2 separate regions of the Homo sapiens genome follow, and region 2 is linked to region 1. A link is an interaction called in ENCODE POLR2A ChIA-PET data of the cell type or tissue named here. Cell type or tissue: A673. All regions are shown on one strand. Links, peaks and the distances in the headings refer to the core of each region. The heading gives the core; the rest is flanking DNA.

Region 1 (8,187 bases), core at 2,853-7,852:
TGAGGAATAGTATTTAGACTTGACAAAGTAGAGGAGCTGAATCTAAGAACTGTACTTAAAGCCAAGCACCCAAAAGGGCTATATCACCTGTTGATGAGGTGAAGAGAAAAATCTGCATACTGGTAACGTGAACCAACAAGAAAACCAGTCTGTCCCTGGTAATAGTAAGAATAGGGAGGAGAGAAACATTTGAGAAATAGACAAAAATGGCAAAATGGGGTGGAAAGGACTAATAACATTAATCATTTTCCCTAATCATTTATAATCATAGCCCTAGTCTCATGCAGTTCCAGCATTTGAATGTACACCATACTCAGAGTCTGATAAACCCCAATTCAAGAAATAAGTAGAAATACAGTCCTAGGTTGATAGTGTTCCCAGCTGGGCACAGTGGCCCACGCCTGTAATCCCTATACTTCGGGAGGCCGAGGTGGGCAGATCACTTGAGGTCAGGAATTCGAGACCAGCTTGGGCAACAGAGTGAAACGCTGTCTCTACTAAAAATACAAAAATTAGCTGGATGTGGTGGCAGGCACCTGTAATCCCAGCAACTCAGGAGGCTGAGGCAGGAGAATTGCTTGAACTCAGGAGGCAGAGGCTGCAGTGAGCCGAGATAGCACCACCGCACTCTAGCCTGGGAGACAGAGGGAGACTCTGTCTCAAAAAATAAAAATTAAAAATAAATAAATAAATAAATAAATAAAAGATAGTGTTCCCTAGCACGCAGAAGAAACCAAGACAAATCATCTCAACCCAGACCTCTCAGGATTCCCAAAGTTGAAGTTTAACCAAATATGAATTCCTAATAAAATATCAAACATACAAGGAAACAGACAACCATGAGCAGAGTCAAGAGAGACTACAAACTGAAATGTAAGACATACACAGACTGCAGATATTAAAATTAAAAAAATAGTATATGAAGTAAATACGTTTAAAGTGTTTTAACTGAAAGGCAGAGATAAGCAGTATGTAAAGCAGAAAGAAGGGACATTTAGGTCAACCTGGACCTTCAGGGTAAGTTCCCTGAGGATATGATGCTTGAGTTGGGCTAGAAGGACAATTAAGAATTAGTCAAGATAGGCCGGGTGCGGTGACTCACACCTGTAATCCCAGCACTTTGGGAGGCTGAGGTGGGCGGATCACAAAGTCAGGAGATCGAGACCAGCCTGGCTAACATGGTGAAACCCCGTCTCTATTAAAAATACAAAAAAAAATTAGCCGGGCGTGGTGATGGGCGCCTGTCGTCCCAGCTACTTGGGAGACTGAGTCAGGAGAATGGCGTGAACCCGGGAGGCGGAGCTTGCAGTGATCGCACCACTGCATTCCAGGTCAGGCAACAGAGTGAGACTCCATCTCAAAAAAAATAAAAATAAAAATAATTAGTCAAGATATAATGCCATCAGGATATGAAGGAAAAAAAAGAATTAGGTGGAAAAAAGTGGTAGGGCATTCCATACCAAGAAATCAAAATCATAAGCAAAGACATGGACACACTGAACAGCATGGGGGACTCAGGGAAAACTTCAAGTGTCCTCTGTTACTAGAGTAATAAATGCAGAGCAGGAAAGAGCAAGAGAAGCTGAAGAAGTAGCATATCAGGAGATAGAGGGCTTTGTATACCATACGTAGGAAGTATGGCCTCACTGAAGGACTTTAAGGAGGGGAATAACATGATCAGTTTTGTTTTATGTAGACTGCTTTGTTAGTAGTGAGGGAAAAGGATTTAAGATGGGCAAAGCTGGAGGAACAGAGATCAGCTAGGATCAGCTACAGATCAACTGCTGCACAGGTTACAGGAGAAATGATGAGCGTCTGAACTACCAGGGTGTCTGTAAGGGTGGGAGGAGAGGCAGATTTGAGAAACTGCAGCTAAAATTAGCAAAAGCTGGTGATTACTTTTGGGAAGGATGAAGGGGAAGCAGCATAGAATGGCTCCTGTGTTTCTTGCTTGGGTGACTAGGTGATATTAATTGATTTGGGGAATACAACAGGAAGACCACATTGGGACAGATGATAATGCCCTAAATAATGAAGATGTTAGGTCTGAGTACTTATGGCGAATCAAGCTTGGAGATGCTTATCAAGCAACTGGATTTATGAGATTGAAGCTCATATGAGAAGTCAATGCTGAAATAATTAACTACAAAAGTGGCTAATTCACCTAAGGAGAGACAGAAGCACAATGATCCAAGTGTGGAATTCAGGGTTAGGAAATAATCTGAAATTCATGACAAGTTTTATAGGTTTTTAAAAAATGCTCATAAGCAAAATATAATTATGTATAGATATTAAGCAAGTCTTACAGTATCAAAAATTGGAAACCATCTAAAAGTAAAAAAAAATAGAATGGTTAATTATTACAGTATATCCACTTTGGAAAAATATCATAGTCATTAAAAATGATGTTTAGGCCAGGCGCCAGTGGCTCACACCTGTAATCCCAGCACTTAGGGAGGCCGAGGTGTGCTGATTGCTTGAGCCCAGGAGTTTGAGACCAGCCTGGCTAACATGGAAAACCCCGTCTCTACTAAAAATATAAAAATTAGGCTGGGTGCGGTGACTCAAGCCTGTAATCCCAGCACTTTGGGAGGCCAAAGCAGTTGGATCACCTGAGGTCAGGAGTTCGAGACCAGCCTGCACAATATGGCAAAACCCCGTCTCTACTAAAAATACAAAAATTAGCCGGGCATTGTGGCGGACACCTGTAATCCCAGCTACTTGGGAGGCAGAGACAGGAAAGTTGTTTGAACCCAGGAGGCAGAGGTTGCAGTGAGCTGAGATCATGCCACTGCACTCCAGCCTGGGTGACAAGAGCAAGACTCCATCTAAAAAACAAACAAAGAAAAAAATTATCCAGGCTTGGTGGTGCATGCCTGTAATACCAGCTACTCAGGAGGCTGAGGCAGGAGAATTGCTTGAACCTGGGAGGCGAAGGTTGCAGTGAGCCAGAATTGAGCCATTGCACTCCGCCCTGGGCAACAGAGCAAGACTCTGCCTCAAAAAAAAAAAAAAAAAAAATGGTTAGGAAGTTTACAGAGTGTAGAAAAGGTTTATAATAAAATGTTAACTGCTTTCCTACCTTTAAAAAACACTACGGGCTGGCCTCCCAACACTTTGGGAGGCTGAGGCAGGTGGATCACGAGGTCAAGAGTTTGAGACCAGCCTGGCCAAGATGGTGAAACCTCATCTCTACTAAAAATACAAAAATTAGCCAGGTGTTGCCAGGCACGGTGGCTCATGCCTGTAATCCCAGCACTTTGGGAGGCCGAGGCGGGCAGATCATGAGGTCGGGAGTTCAAGACCAGCCTGACCAACATGATGAAACCCCGTCTCTACTAAAAATACAAAAATTAGCCGGGTGTGGTGATGCACGCCTGTAATCCCAGCTACTCAGGAGGCTGAGGCAGGAGAATCGCTTGAACCAGGGAGGCGGAGGTTGCAGTAAGCTGAGATCGTGCTACTGCACAGCAGCAAAAAAAAAAAAAAAAAAAAAATTAGCCATGCAAGGTGGTGGGCGCCTGTAATCCCAGCTACTTGGGAGGCTGAAGCAGGAGAATCGCTTGAACCCTGGCGACGGAGGTTGCAGTGAGCCAAGATCGCGCCACTGCACTCCAGCCTTGGCGACAGAGCAAGACTCTGTCCCAAAAATAAAATAAAATAAAATAAAATAAACACTACATATGATTTAAACAATATAAAAATATGAGTAACAAAGTCCGAGCACAGTGGCTCACGTCTGTAATCCCAACACTGTGGGAGGCTGAGGCGGGCAGATCATAAGGTCAGGAGTTCGAGACCAGCCTGGCCAATATGGTGAAACCCCATCTCTACTAAAAATACAAAAAAACTAGCCAGGCGTGATGGCGCGCCCAGCTATTAGGGAGGCCGCAGCAGGAGAATCACTTGAACGCGGGAGGCAGAGGTTGCAGTGAGCCGAGATTGCACCATTGCACTCCATCCTGGGCAATAGAGAGACTCCGTCTTTAAAAAAAAAAAAAAAAAAAAAAAAAAGAGTAACAAGGTCTGGAAATAAATACATCAAATTGCTATAGAAACAGCAAATATAGAAACTTGAGGTTGATGAAATTCTTCCTTCTACCTTTCCACATTTTCCAAATTCACTATATAATATTATAATAACGGAGAAAACTTTAAAACAAACAACATTTCCTATCACCTCTATCAGGACATAGCTAGAGTTCCTATCAAACACAGGACCTGACATACAGGAGCCCCTCACAAAACGCAGTCATGTGCCAATACCTAGATGTGAAGGCAGCTGCTGTAGAGGCTCCTGCCTTCTAGAAGCCTGCAGTCTCTCCTGTCTGCCAGAAGCCTCACCATGGCTCGGCCTCCGAGATGCCATCCTGGGCCGGCAGGGCAGGTTCAGCTTCTGCCCCTCGGGACTCGATCTCACCTCTGGCCGCTGACACTCTGACCCATGCGACTTTTCGGGGCTCCTACTTCCCATTCCCACCAGCCCACCAGGGGCACTGCGGCCTCACAACTCCCTCATCCCCTGGGAAACAATTCCCCCAGGACCGTGGGCATTATCCCTCCAGCGGACGTCGGCCCCACAAGCCCCTCACGGAAGGGCGGCTCCGTGAGATCTCACTGTACTGACCAGTCCTGCCACTGCCAGGACGCTGGGCCTCTCAGACACTCGATGAGACCGGTCCAACTCCAGGTGGCAACTGGAGCTGGGTTGCTGCCGGGCCCTTAACACTACATCCCTACGGAGAGGGCGGAACAGGAGAGAGGAATAGCAGAAGGGAAAGGCAGAGGGGAGGGTGGCGAGGAAGAACCCGCGAGTTCCGATGGAGGCTGTGGCTGCGCGTCGATGCTCCACCAGGACGCTGGAGAGGCGGCGCGGGTCCCACAAGCCCGAAAGCCCGGGAGGTGGGGCGGGTCCTGCAGCGGAAATGCCTCTTGGGCGCTCCGCCCGAATCTCGGTTGTGAGCTTAAATGCTCAGCTCTCATATCAAGGAAGCTAAGGCGCCTTCAGCCTCCTGAGGAGATACCCGGGGAGGCCGCTGCTAGGAAGCCTGAGAGCGCCCACTGACGGCCCTGCCCCAAGATAGGCTCCGTCCCTGAGCAGACTGGGCTGGGCCTCTCCAAAACCACGCTCACAGTTTGTTCATTCACTGCTGAGTCCTAACCAGATACTAAGCGCCAGTTGCTGACGTTAGAGCAGTAAACTGGGTACCAGGTTCCTGCCGTCTGAAAGGACATATTTAAGCCACAAGTTACAACGTAGTGTGGAAAGCGCTGTGTGGGGGTTGGGGAAGCAGTGATAAGGGCACTCATCCCGGCTTGGGAGTCAAGGGAGGTCTCCAGTGGGGCACCAGCCACAGTAGCAGGACAGAAGCAGATCGGATGTAATGGTTTTTAATGATAAAAAGTTACCATCTGATGTCTTCTGGTTCCTCTGAGACCTGCTGGCTGCTGGGGGTGGAGGGGAAAAGAAGTTGAGGAGGCCGTGATCTTGGACTTCCCAGCCTCCAGAATTATGAGAAATAAATGCTTGTTGTTTAAGCCAGAAAAAAAAAAAAAAGAAAGAAGAAAAAAGATTAAATGAGATAATAAATGTTAGAGTATAAATGTGTTCCACATCACTGAGGAGCAAAAAAAAAAACAACACATTATTTAATTTTTCTAAATTAAATTAACTCGGGCTCAAAACCCCATTTACTAGGGTGGAAAGACAACCAACATCAACCATTTATTGGGGCCCATTTCCCTCTTTAGCATGTTGTACATTGACAAAAAAAAAAAAAACTTAGAAAAGAGCCTCTGGGCCAGGTGTAGTGGCTCAGGCCTGTAATCCCTGAACTTTGGGAGGCTGAGGCGGGAGGATCACTTGAGCCCAGGAGTTGGAGACCAGCCTGGGCAACATAGAAAGACCCCATTTCTAAAAAATACAAAAATAAAATAAAGAAAGAGAGAAAAAAAAAAAGAGACTCTGGTCTTCAGTCTGTCATGGTTGCTCCTGGGATGACCATTGTCTAAATCCATATGGTCCATTCAAAGGCAGGCAGATTCATAGCATCTCTGCCAAGTATGCACACCAGATCTCTGCAGCTCCCAAGACAGAGTGCTAGATGCTTAGTTCCAAAGCCATTAAATCAGCACTCCCTATCAGAAGTCATGGCCAGGCATGGTGTCCTCACGCCTATAATCCCAGCACTCTGGGAGGCTGAGGTGGGCGGATCACCTGAGGTCAGAAGTTCGAGACCAGCCTGGACAACATGGTGAAATGCCATCTCTAATAAAAATACAAAAATTAGCCAGGCATGTTGGCAGGCACCTGTAATCCCAGATACTTGGGAGGCTGAAGCAGGAGAATCGCTTGAACCTGGTGGGTGAAGTTTGCAATGAGCTGAGATTGCCCCACTGTTCTACAACTTTATCCAGGTTCTGTGTGGAGGGGAATTTAATTTAGCTGGGTGGTTTTTTTTTTTTGGTTTGGAAACACAAAGCCACTAACAATCCCATGAGACAGGACAGGTGTGGTGGCTCATGCTTGTAATCTCAACACTGGGAGGCCAAGGCAGGTGGATCGATTAAGCCCAGGAGTTCGAGACCAGCCTGGGCAACATTGCAAAACACTGTCTCTACAAAAAAATACAAAAATTAGCCAGGTGTGGTGTGTGTGTGCCTGCAGTCCCAGCTACTTGGGAGGCTGAGATGGGAGAATCACTTGAGCCTGGGGGGTCAAGCATGCAGTGGGCTGAGATCATGCCACTGCATTCCACCCTGGGTGACAAAGTGAGACCCTGTCCCAAAAAAACAAACAAGCAATCACATGAGACAAGAAATCCAGTATTCCTGGAAGAAAATTAAGCCAAGTTATCTTTTTATCCTACTAGTCATCCCATCTGGCAAGGAGTAGGAGACAGAAACTGGTAAATTATCTTGCCATAATGTAAATAAACAAGCACAGAATAAGTGTTGAGTATTACCTTCTCTGTCTTCCATCAGGACTCAATTTACCTTCTTCAACTAGTGGTTGCAAATTCAAATACCACGCAGATAATATAAATTAGTAAAAATAAACAAGTGGAAGAAAACAAAATCATAGGCACAATGATCAACAGCAACGAGCCCTTAGTCTTGGCAATAAACTTTTTTTTTTTTTTTCTTTAAGAGACATGATTTCACTCTGTTGCCCTGACTGGAGTGCAGTGGCATGATCATAGCTCACTGCAGCCTTGAACTCCTGGTCTCAAGCAATCCTCTTGCCTTGGCCTTCCAAAGTGCTGGGATTACAGGTGTGAGTAGTCACCATACCCAGTCTTGGCATTTACTCTAAGAACAGGGTGAGAACTGCAGTGAACTGGAGAGCACAAGTTCATTCCAAAGGGAGCAATTGCTACTTAGCTCCAAATAGCCTTTACTTTGTGGGAATATAAGTCCAGTGTTGCCAGATTTTAAGTTGGAAATATTATGTACGATCTACTGATTTACAATATTGGCTACTCATTAAAGTTTTTTTTTAAAAAAAAACACCGTTGGCTGCCGGGCGCGGTGGCTCACACCTGTAATCACAGCACTTTGGGAGGCTGAGGCAGGCAGATCACGAGGTCAGGAGATTGAGACCATCCTGGCTAACACAGTGAAACCCCGTCTCTACTAAAAATACAAAAAATCAGCCAGGTGCGGTGGCAGGCACCTGTAGTCCCAGCTACTCAGGAGGCTGAGGCAGGAAAATGGCATGAACCCAGGAGGCGGAGCTTGCAGTGAGCCAAGATCGCGCCACTGCACTCCAGCCTGGGCAATAGAGCGAGACTCCATCTCAAAAAAAACAAAACAAAACAAAAAAAACCACCGTTGGTCACAGTTAAAAAGCACTGTCTGGGCCAAATGTTACACATAAGTAGGTCATCTTTATGCCCTTCAATGGTTTCAGCTGCTACATATATGCTGCTAGAGGTCAAATCTACATCCCCCCCATAGACTGCTCTCCCAAGCTTCAGATCCATGTATCTGTCCCTTGCCTAGCTTTACCTTGAGGTGACACCAGAACCTCAAATTCAAATATCTAAAATGGAACCCATCACCGCCCCCCAACCACCATAACTTGGTTCCCAGGTCTTTGTTTCTTATCTCAGTGAAATTGCACCAACAAACATCCAGTTTCCCAAGTCAGAAATCTTGGAGTCACCCTCAATTTCCTCTCTCCCC
Region 2 (8,187 bases), core at 1,342-6,341, 150 kb before region 1:
AGGTGGCCAAAGCAGAGGTCCCTCCCATCTGCTCAAGGCAGCCTCTGTCTTCCTGCTTCCCAGTCCACTTCTCCCACCCAGATAGCCTCCCTGGTCCTTTACCTCACTAAGCACTAGGAAGCCACCCCTGCCCTGTTTCTCCATCTCCAGCCCCATGCTCTTGCTCAGGCTCCATGCATTTAGAGCTTTCTCTGTGATCTCTCCTGCTGGTACAGTGTTCCAAGAGCACCTGCTGCACAGATATCAGCAGCAGGCTTTGACCACCTTTCCCTGCCCACCTACACTCTCACACTGCCACCAACTGCTTGGGCCCTAATAGTAACTTTCAGAATCTCTCTCCACACCCAGCTCTCTGGCTTTGGTTCTCCATACCATTCCCCCTGCCCATACCCATGGTCCCTTCCTAGCTCCTCACTCGTCCCTCTGGGTCTGTGCCCACACTCCCTTATATGTGGAGGAATTCTTTCTTCTTCTAATCCATTATCTCCTCCATCATTAACTCTACTTCTCCCTACCAGCAGAAAAATGTCTGCTTTTAGTAAAATCCAGCTCCTTGACTTGGGTACTTGCCCCCCACTTCTTCACTTCCACACCACAGCGTTCTTCCAGAAATTCTCCCCTTGCTGTCTTGCTTATCCCTCTTGACTGGATCTTTTCTATCACCATCCAACCATCCAACAGACTAAATCTCCTGTCTTAAAAAAAAAAAAAAAACTCCTTCTGGATCCCACTCTCCCCTCCTTCACCTCTATGAAACAAAAGTCCTTGAAAGAGTTGATTACACTTGCTGTCACCAACTGCTCTTCTTCCATTATCTCTTGAATCCACTCCAGTCACATCGGTTCCTCCACCTGAGGCTATTCTTCTCAGGGTCATTAGTGATCTTTATATTGCTAAATCTAATGGTCAACTACAAGTCCGCATCTTAATTGACTGATTGGCAACTTGTCATTCCATTGGTCACCTTCTCCTTAAAACACTTTCCTTTCTTGGCTTCCAGTATGACACTCTTCTAGCTTTCCTCCTGTCTTGCTGGCTGCTGTGTCTCAGTCTCCTCTGCCTACTGGTTCTTCCTCTTCTTCTCAATCTTTTAACATTAAAGAGTCCCAGAGACCAGTCCTTAGATCTCTTTCATTTACACTCACTCCCTTCGTGGTCATATCTAGTCTCATGGTTTTATATCTATCTATCTATCTATCTGTCTGTCTGTCTGTCTGTCTGTCTACTCTGTCTATCTACTCTATCTATGTATCTATCTATGTATCTATGTATCTATGTATCTATCTATCTATCTATCTATCTATCTCTGGCTGTCTATCTGCCTGGAGTCTGGGCTCTTCCCTGAACTCCAGGCTCAAATGCCCAAATTGTCTAAGCAACATACGTTATCTAAGCAACATATACATCTCAAACAATACAAATGTGAACTCCTGACTCCCCTTCTCCCACCATCATCACCCAGTAACACCAAACCTACTCCAATGTCAGTATTTCCCACATCAATTAATGGCAACTTCATCCTGCCAGTTGTTCAGGGCAAAAACTTTGGTGCCATCCTTGACATTTTTTTTTCTCTAATTGTCCACATCCAATCTATCAGTAAATCCTATTGTCTCTACCTTCAAAGTGAACCCAGCATCTAAATGCCTGTAATCTCCTCTGCTGCTATAATTACCGGAGTAACCTTACAACTAATCTCCCTGCTTCTACTCAAATCTATACCCCCAATGCTCTTATTTTTAGCACTATGACCTAAGTGATCCTTTAAGACATAAGTCAGATCTAAGCAGACCCCCTAATAGCTCCCCAATTTACTCAAAGTAAGAGCCAGCTTCCTTGCTGGCTTTCTACCAGGCCTTATACCATGTGGCCCCTTACCACTGGAGTCATCCTCTACCACTTTCTCCCTTTATTCCTTTATTACTCTGCTTTAGGTTCACTGGCTTCCTTGTTCCTTCTGACAGGCTGGGCATCCTCCAACCTCCAGGCATCTGCATTAGCTGTAATTTCTGACTGGAATGCTCTTCCTCGTTTACCCACGTGGTTTACTCGCTTATCACCCTCAAGTCCTTGCTGACATTTTAATTTCCTAGTGATACCTTCCCTGAGCTCCTTATTTAAAACTGTATCCCTTTTGAAGTCTTCTCTAATCCCATTACCCTGATTTTTTTGCATATATCTGGTCACCTTCTATATACTATGTTTTTTATTTATACTTCTTTTCTCTTCCTCCCAGGCATGCTCCCAACGTAAGTTCCTTGAGAGAGCAGATTTTTTTTTCCTCTTATGTTCACTGCTGTATTCCCAGTGCCTATAAAAGTGCCTGGCATATAATAGGTGCTCAATATTTATTGAAGGAATGAAGAATGGGTGAAAGAATGCCATTCATTCTCCAGCTTGGCAACCTCATTCTGATCCCTTAAACATTTTACTGTGTTTTTTTTTTAATTATTATACAGGGGTTTCTCCAGTGAGTCACTATTCTCTGACACGGCATGCTGTTGTTTGATGCCATGCCTCTGTTCATGTTGTACTCTCAGCCTGGGAAAGCCTCTCTACTCCCTACCTCCTTCCCAACTAATGCCTGCTCATCCTTTAGAACTCAACTTACATATCATCTCTTCTAGGAAACTTTCCGTGAACATTCCCCAAAACTAGATTAAGTGCCCTCCTATGTACTTTCATCTTATTGCTTCTAATGACTTTTTATATGACTGTCTATCCCAGAGTTCATGAGCTTTTTCAGACAAGGCCTGTGTATCGTTCACTGTTATCTCTGTAGTGCCTGGCATAGTGCCTGCCACATAGCAAGTACTTGAATATTTGAATTGTTGAATGCAAGACTCAGCCCAAAGTTGTTTTTATTGTGACCCTTTTAGGGATCTCTTCATCAACTAGTCTTCATTCTAGGCAGCATTCTTTCCATGCAAATGAAAGGCAATGGAGGTTGGAACAGGCAACAGGACTAGAGTGGGCTCTCAGTTGGGTTACCCTTAAAGATCTCAGTAACAACAGAGAAAAGACAGGGAGATTCTATCATCTGGTTTTGACATCTGTCATATTAGCTGTGTGCTTTTGATAAACATTCCTAAAGGAAGGAGCACCATGGCACTCTAAAGGACCTTCCCTCCAGGTTGTCAGCATATACTGTATAGAAGTCATCAATGAATTTTGCCTGTGGGCCAAAAATGCATTAGATTCCTGGCCACTGCTTCTTATACTGTCGCCATGTCCACATTCCTCCTCTGAGCCCAACACACCATGGGACAATAGAATTCAAGCCTGACCTTTTCTTTCAATGCACCTAAAACAAGGGCCTTTCTTCTCTGTCAAGTCCCTTTATCCACATTCTAGGGTGGGGCTGGGAGGAGTCATGTGGAATGCTGACCCATCTGAAATAAAATGTGATTTAAGCTTCTATACCACATAAGAAGTACTTTTTAGGTCCTTTACTCTCTCTGTCTATCATATACCACATTGAAAATGAGGAGGCACAAACAGGTGGCTCTTTGCTTAAAGGTACAAAGTATATTTGGAGAATGCCCTGCTTCACCTGCATGTTAATGGAAATGGCAATGAAAGCCTTTTTCAGGGGATTGCAGAGGTTCAGGAACCTATGAACTCCTTTTTCTTGTGATGGGTATTCTTGCATAAAACAGTGCCTTCTGCTGAGGTGAGTTAGACCTGGGATAGATTTCCTGGTTGAGTGGCACAAGTCATTTGAGGACAGAGTTTGGAGCATTTGTAGGAGTGGCACAGGACCCAGGATTGGCTGGACTGAAGGGAGTGTTGCTAGAGCAGATTATTTAGGCACTGGGGGCATCACAGAAGATCAGGCCTTCCTCCTCAGTAGAAGGAGGCTGAGCCTCAGGGTCCTCTGTTGTCTTCTGTGTTGTAGCTCCCCACACATGATCTTTGGTGACAGTTGGACTCTTCTCAATGTTTTTTGTCCTGTCTTGGGTCACTGTCTCAGCCTTAGAAAGGAGAATGGATTCCTCATGCCTTCGATCTTTCATTTCAGGGTTAATCCAGTGCAGAAACAGCTTCATCTTGTTATCCAAGCCAACTTCTGGAGCTTCTGGAAGGATGATGCTCTTGTGAGTATGGACTGCCCTTACCAGACCCTGCAACTCTTAGCCCTAGAAAGTGTGGCCCTGCAAATTTTGACCCTGCAAATTTTGCCCTGTAAAACATGGCCCTGAACTATTTGACCCTGAAAACTTTGGATCTGAAAAAAATTTACCCCTTCAAATACTGTACTTGCAAAATTTTGGCCCAGCAAGTAATGGCCCAGTAAGTTGGCCCTTTAAGCTCTGGGCACTCCCGGTTTGGCATTCTCAGAAATCCTTGTTTGGATGAGGTTATTCGGCTTACTCTAACAGCTTTGCAAATTATTCTTATCTGGTCCTTTTGCCCCAAGTAATCCTGGAGGATGCTCTTGGAACTCAAGGTTATGGAGAAGCTGGTGAAACAGCAATAGCCAGTACTGAGAGGATGGAAATGGGGCTCCGCAGATCCAGACAGATCCTTGCTAGTCTCTGCTCAAGGCAACCATCTTAGCTAAACTAAAGTTTTACCTAAGAAAGATCCTGGAGATATATTTGGCAAGTTGTGAGCTCTGGAGTTCTGCTTAGAAGTGCCCCTACTCGCCCCTGAACCTTGGCAGAAAGGGTGTTCTCTCTGGCTGGGGAGAGCTCCAGTGCTGTCCAGACACCCCCTTCTCTGTGATTTCCAGCTGCTTTGAATGTCATCAAATGTCACTGGGTCAACTGTTTTCTCTGCTGGGGTAGGGACTTGTCCTCACTTTTGCAAAGACCTGGTCTAAGGGGCTTAGGGCCCTCCAGGCTGGGTTGTTCACTCTAGCCTCCAGCTGAACACAAAGTACCTGGGCCTCTGTCATGTCTCCACTGGGTGTGAGATCCCAGAATCCCAGTGGGCATGGGGTACTGCTATGGAACTAGATCACTTGTAGCTCTGCTGCACTGTCTTTAGTTCAACGGCAAGCTGTTCTTTCAGTCCAACCCCTTCTGGATCTGGGGCCCATGGGATGCCTGGTGGGATATGAAGTTTCTGGAGTAATGTTTTCCCTTGGTTTAGCAATCTTTAGACTCCTAAAGGATCCCTGTGTGGAGATATTCTTTGGGATGGTGAAAATTTGTTCCCTGGATTCCCTTGTTTTTATGGGACTTCCCAAATGTATCTCAAGGAATTTATTTTTCAGGTAGAAATTTAGTTTGGCCAAGATGGGTGCCTTGAGTGATTAGGGGCTGTGAGGATCTGTCTGCCTCTCTAGCGGTACCATCTCCATCAGCTTGTGTTTTAGTGCAGAACACTTGTACGTTATCTACACAAGCTTCATTGGTGTTTTGAAAGCATGGCCCAGGACTTACACATTGCTGTTCAGATGAGATTGAGTCAGAGGCTCTGATGGGCTCAATCTGTGATTGTGGATTCGTGAGTGATTGCCTGGGCCACAGCCCTGGAAAGAGCCACATAATAGAGAGCAGGCAGCCCTGACAGAAGGGCCAAAACTTGTCTCAAGTTTCTCAGTGGCTTCCTGGGACAGGGTCTGGGCAGCTCAGGATCATCAGTAACAGCATCTGGCAAGCCCTGTTGCTGCTGATCAAGGCCTGTCAGTATTCAGAGTGTCCTTTCCTGATCTGTGTAGGGGCTGATATGTGTCACTTCCAGGTCCAGGTGTTTGCTTTTCAGAGGACAGGGGCGCCAAGTTGCTTCCCAGGCCTTTGGAATACTGCAGAACCAGTGATTTGTAGTCCCAACAATGGCAGATATGGGCAGGGACAATGCCCTAGCAGATCTTCCCATATTTGTAATCTATGTGGCTCTGCAACATTACCTTGGCCTGAGGAAACAATTGCGGACTGGCCCTCCTGCCACAGTGGATCAGAGAAGGCCACTATTCCCACTAGCTTCTGGTGCTGCATGCTGGGAAGACCCACATAGGTCAGGGCTGTACTGCTCCAGGGCAGGGATTATTGGTCATCAGGTCACAGGATGAACTGGATAGACTGCTGGATCTTTTGGATCAGGTCCCAGCAATGACAAATCAACCCTCTGTTTCAATTGCTCCTGGAGGTGGAATCCTAGCAGCCTCTGGGCATGGTCTAGGAGAATGCTTCCTCCCTCTTGAGGACTGAAATGGACTTCCCCAATCAAAGAGTGTCCTGGATCTAGTGGGAAAGGCTGCAACATGTCTCAGGGCTTACATTGTATGATTTCCTGGATCTACAGAGATCTCTGGACAACAGCTGGCAAACTCCACTGAAGCTGGAGCTGCCTCTACAGCAGGTGCCACTCCAAGGCTTTCACTTAGCCTGAGTCAGATATAGGACATTGATCTGGATTTGTCAATGGTCAGATGGAGAATGTGGGGGAAAAGGTGGGGAAGGAGGGGAGATTTTAATTAGTACAGAGGTGAAGGAGAAATCATTGCAGAGAAAGGGCCAAAGCCTCCCCTGTTTTGGAGATTTCTAAAGTCAGACCAGGGATCTCTAAAGGCAGACAGTAATGTGCAGAAAAGAGAAACCACAGTAAGGTAGCTACAGATGTGGCACATTGAGGCCTCAGTGCATCCTCTAGGCAGTGGACAGAGGCCACTTAGAAGCTGAAAGAGAGGAGAGGGTAGAGCTAGAACCATGGGGTTTGGGATTTGTTCACAGTAATTTTTCTGCTCTGAGTCCATAGTGGATCCTTCAAAAACCCTGAAAGCTTAGGTGAACCAGCTAGCCTCCCATGAAACCCAGAGTCAAAGGGATGGAAGCTCATCTGTTCAGCAGAAGCCTTAGAGATAGCATTCAGAGTGAAAGAAATGGCTGTTTGTCTGTCTGTTTTCCATCCTTTGGAAAATTAGAAGTGGTGTGGTATAAGCTGCCCTGTACAGAACTCCTCCACAGATCTTGGGAGCCCTCAGTTGTGGGAATATGTGCAACAATATCCCACTTGTACTTGAAGATTCCTCAGGACTTTTTGGACATTGCAATAGCAGTTGGAAAGGAATGTAGGGTCATAGGCTGTTGTTGTAGGTTTGGGAGCTCTGGGTTCAGGGAAAGAAAGGGAATCTAGTATTCAAGGGCTGCTGACCTTGGTTCTCCAGGACAAATTTGGAGTTGTTTTTCGTCCTCTCCTGCTGGCTCAGAGGAATTCCAGGCTTCTCAAAGTTTGAAGACAGAGATCCCATGACCTGGGACACAGCTGGGACTTGAGATCTCTGTCCTCGCTGAAAGTGATCAGCCCAGGAATCTTGGACGCTGTCTGCACCAGCTGACCGGGCAGCTGACTGGGTTAAAGATTTCTGATCCATTAATTGTGACAGTGTTGGAGTTACAGATGCCAGTGAAAGCTCTTTGGATTTCGGGGAGCCCAGATCCTGACTATGCTTAAAAGACACACTAGATGTGGACAAAGCCTCTAGGCAAGAGGAGCCCTGTGATGGCCCCAGTGAAGTCAGGGAGATCTGGTTGTTCTCACCTGCCAGCAATTGCTTAATCTCCAGAGCCATAACATTGCAGATTTGGCAGCAGGGGTCTGCACACAGGATTCGCCGCACACTTCCTTCCTGAGGAAGCCAGCCCTGGCTGGGAAGAGAAACATGACAAACATTAATGATGGAGTGACATCTGCCTTCTCGGAAAAGTGTGGGCCGGGGTTGGCATTGTCCTTTCCCAGTCCTGAAAATCCTGGAGCCTACACTCTCTTGTTGTCTACCTCCCTGTTTTTCTTCCTAAGAAAATGCTATTTGGAGGCTGGACATAGTGGCTCATGCCTCTAATCCTAGCACTTTGGGAGGCTGAGGTGGATGGATCACCTGAGGTCAGGAGTTCGAGATCAGCCTGGCCAACATGGTGAAACCCCGTCTCTACTAAAAATACAAAAATTAGCCAGGCATGGTGGCGTATGCCTGTAGTCCCAGCTACTTGGGAGGCAGAGGTAGGAGAGTCCCTTGAACCTGGGAGACGGAGCTTGCAGTGAGCCGAGATTGTGCCGTTGTACTCCAGCCTGGGCAACAAGAGTGAAACTCTGTCTCAAAAAAAAAAAAGAAAAAAGAAAAGAAAAAGAAAAAGCCATTTGGCAAGGTGGGCTGGGCTGACGATCTAGAGCTTGTTGGGCAAGGCTTCAGACGACCCATGGGAGGGCGTGGCCCTCAGAGAAGGCTGGGAGCTGGGGTCA

What was found. Peaks named below come from ENCODE experiments on the same cell type or tissue, not always from the same donor. Only the 100,000 strongest peaks of a DNase experiment are listed, where the experiment ranks them.
Region 2: POLR2A ChIA-PET joins it to region 1 with 6 read pairs; 3 of 35 experiments call an interaction of 5 or more read pairs at or near these places.

Annotation. Positions count from the first base shown.
Region 1 is chr9:35,031,482-35,039,668 of GRCh38, forward strand. No RefSeq gene overlaps it. Among named protein-coding and RNA genes, the nearest start is that of SPATA31G1, 6.7 kb to the right of the region's middle. In A673, for the core only: no CTCF peak of the experiment used is centred there; a DNase peak (open chromatin) is centred at 4,950.
Region 2 is chr9:34,885,558-34,893,744 of GRCh38, forward strand. SPATA31F3 (SPATA31 subfamily F member 3) reads right to left here. Exons shown (of 5, transcript NM_001309427.2): 4 at 7,489-7,595; 5 at 3,509-4,075. The coding sequence ends at 3,807. It also overlaps a transcript of PHF24 not described here. Among named protein-coding and RNA genes, the nearest start is that of SPATA31F3, 6.1 kb to the right of the region's middle. In A673, for the core only: no CTCF peak of the experiment used is centred there; no DNase peak of the experiment used is centred there; H3K27me3 peaks cover 421 bases.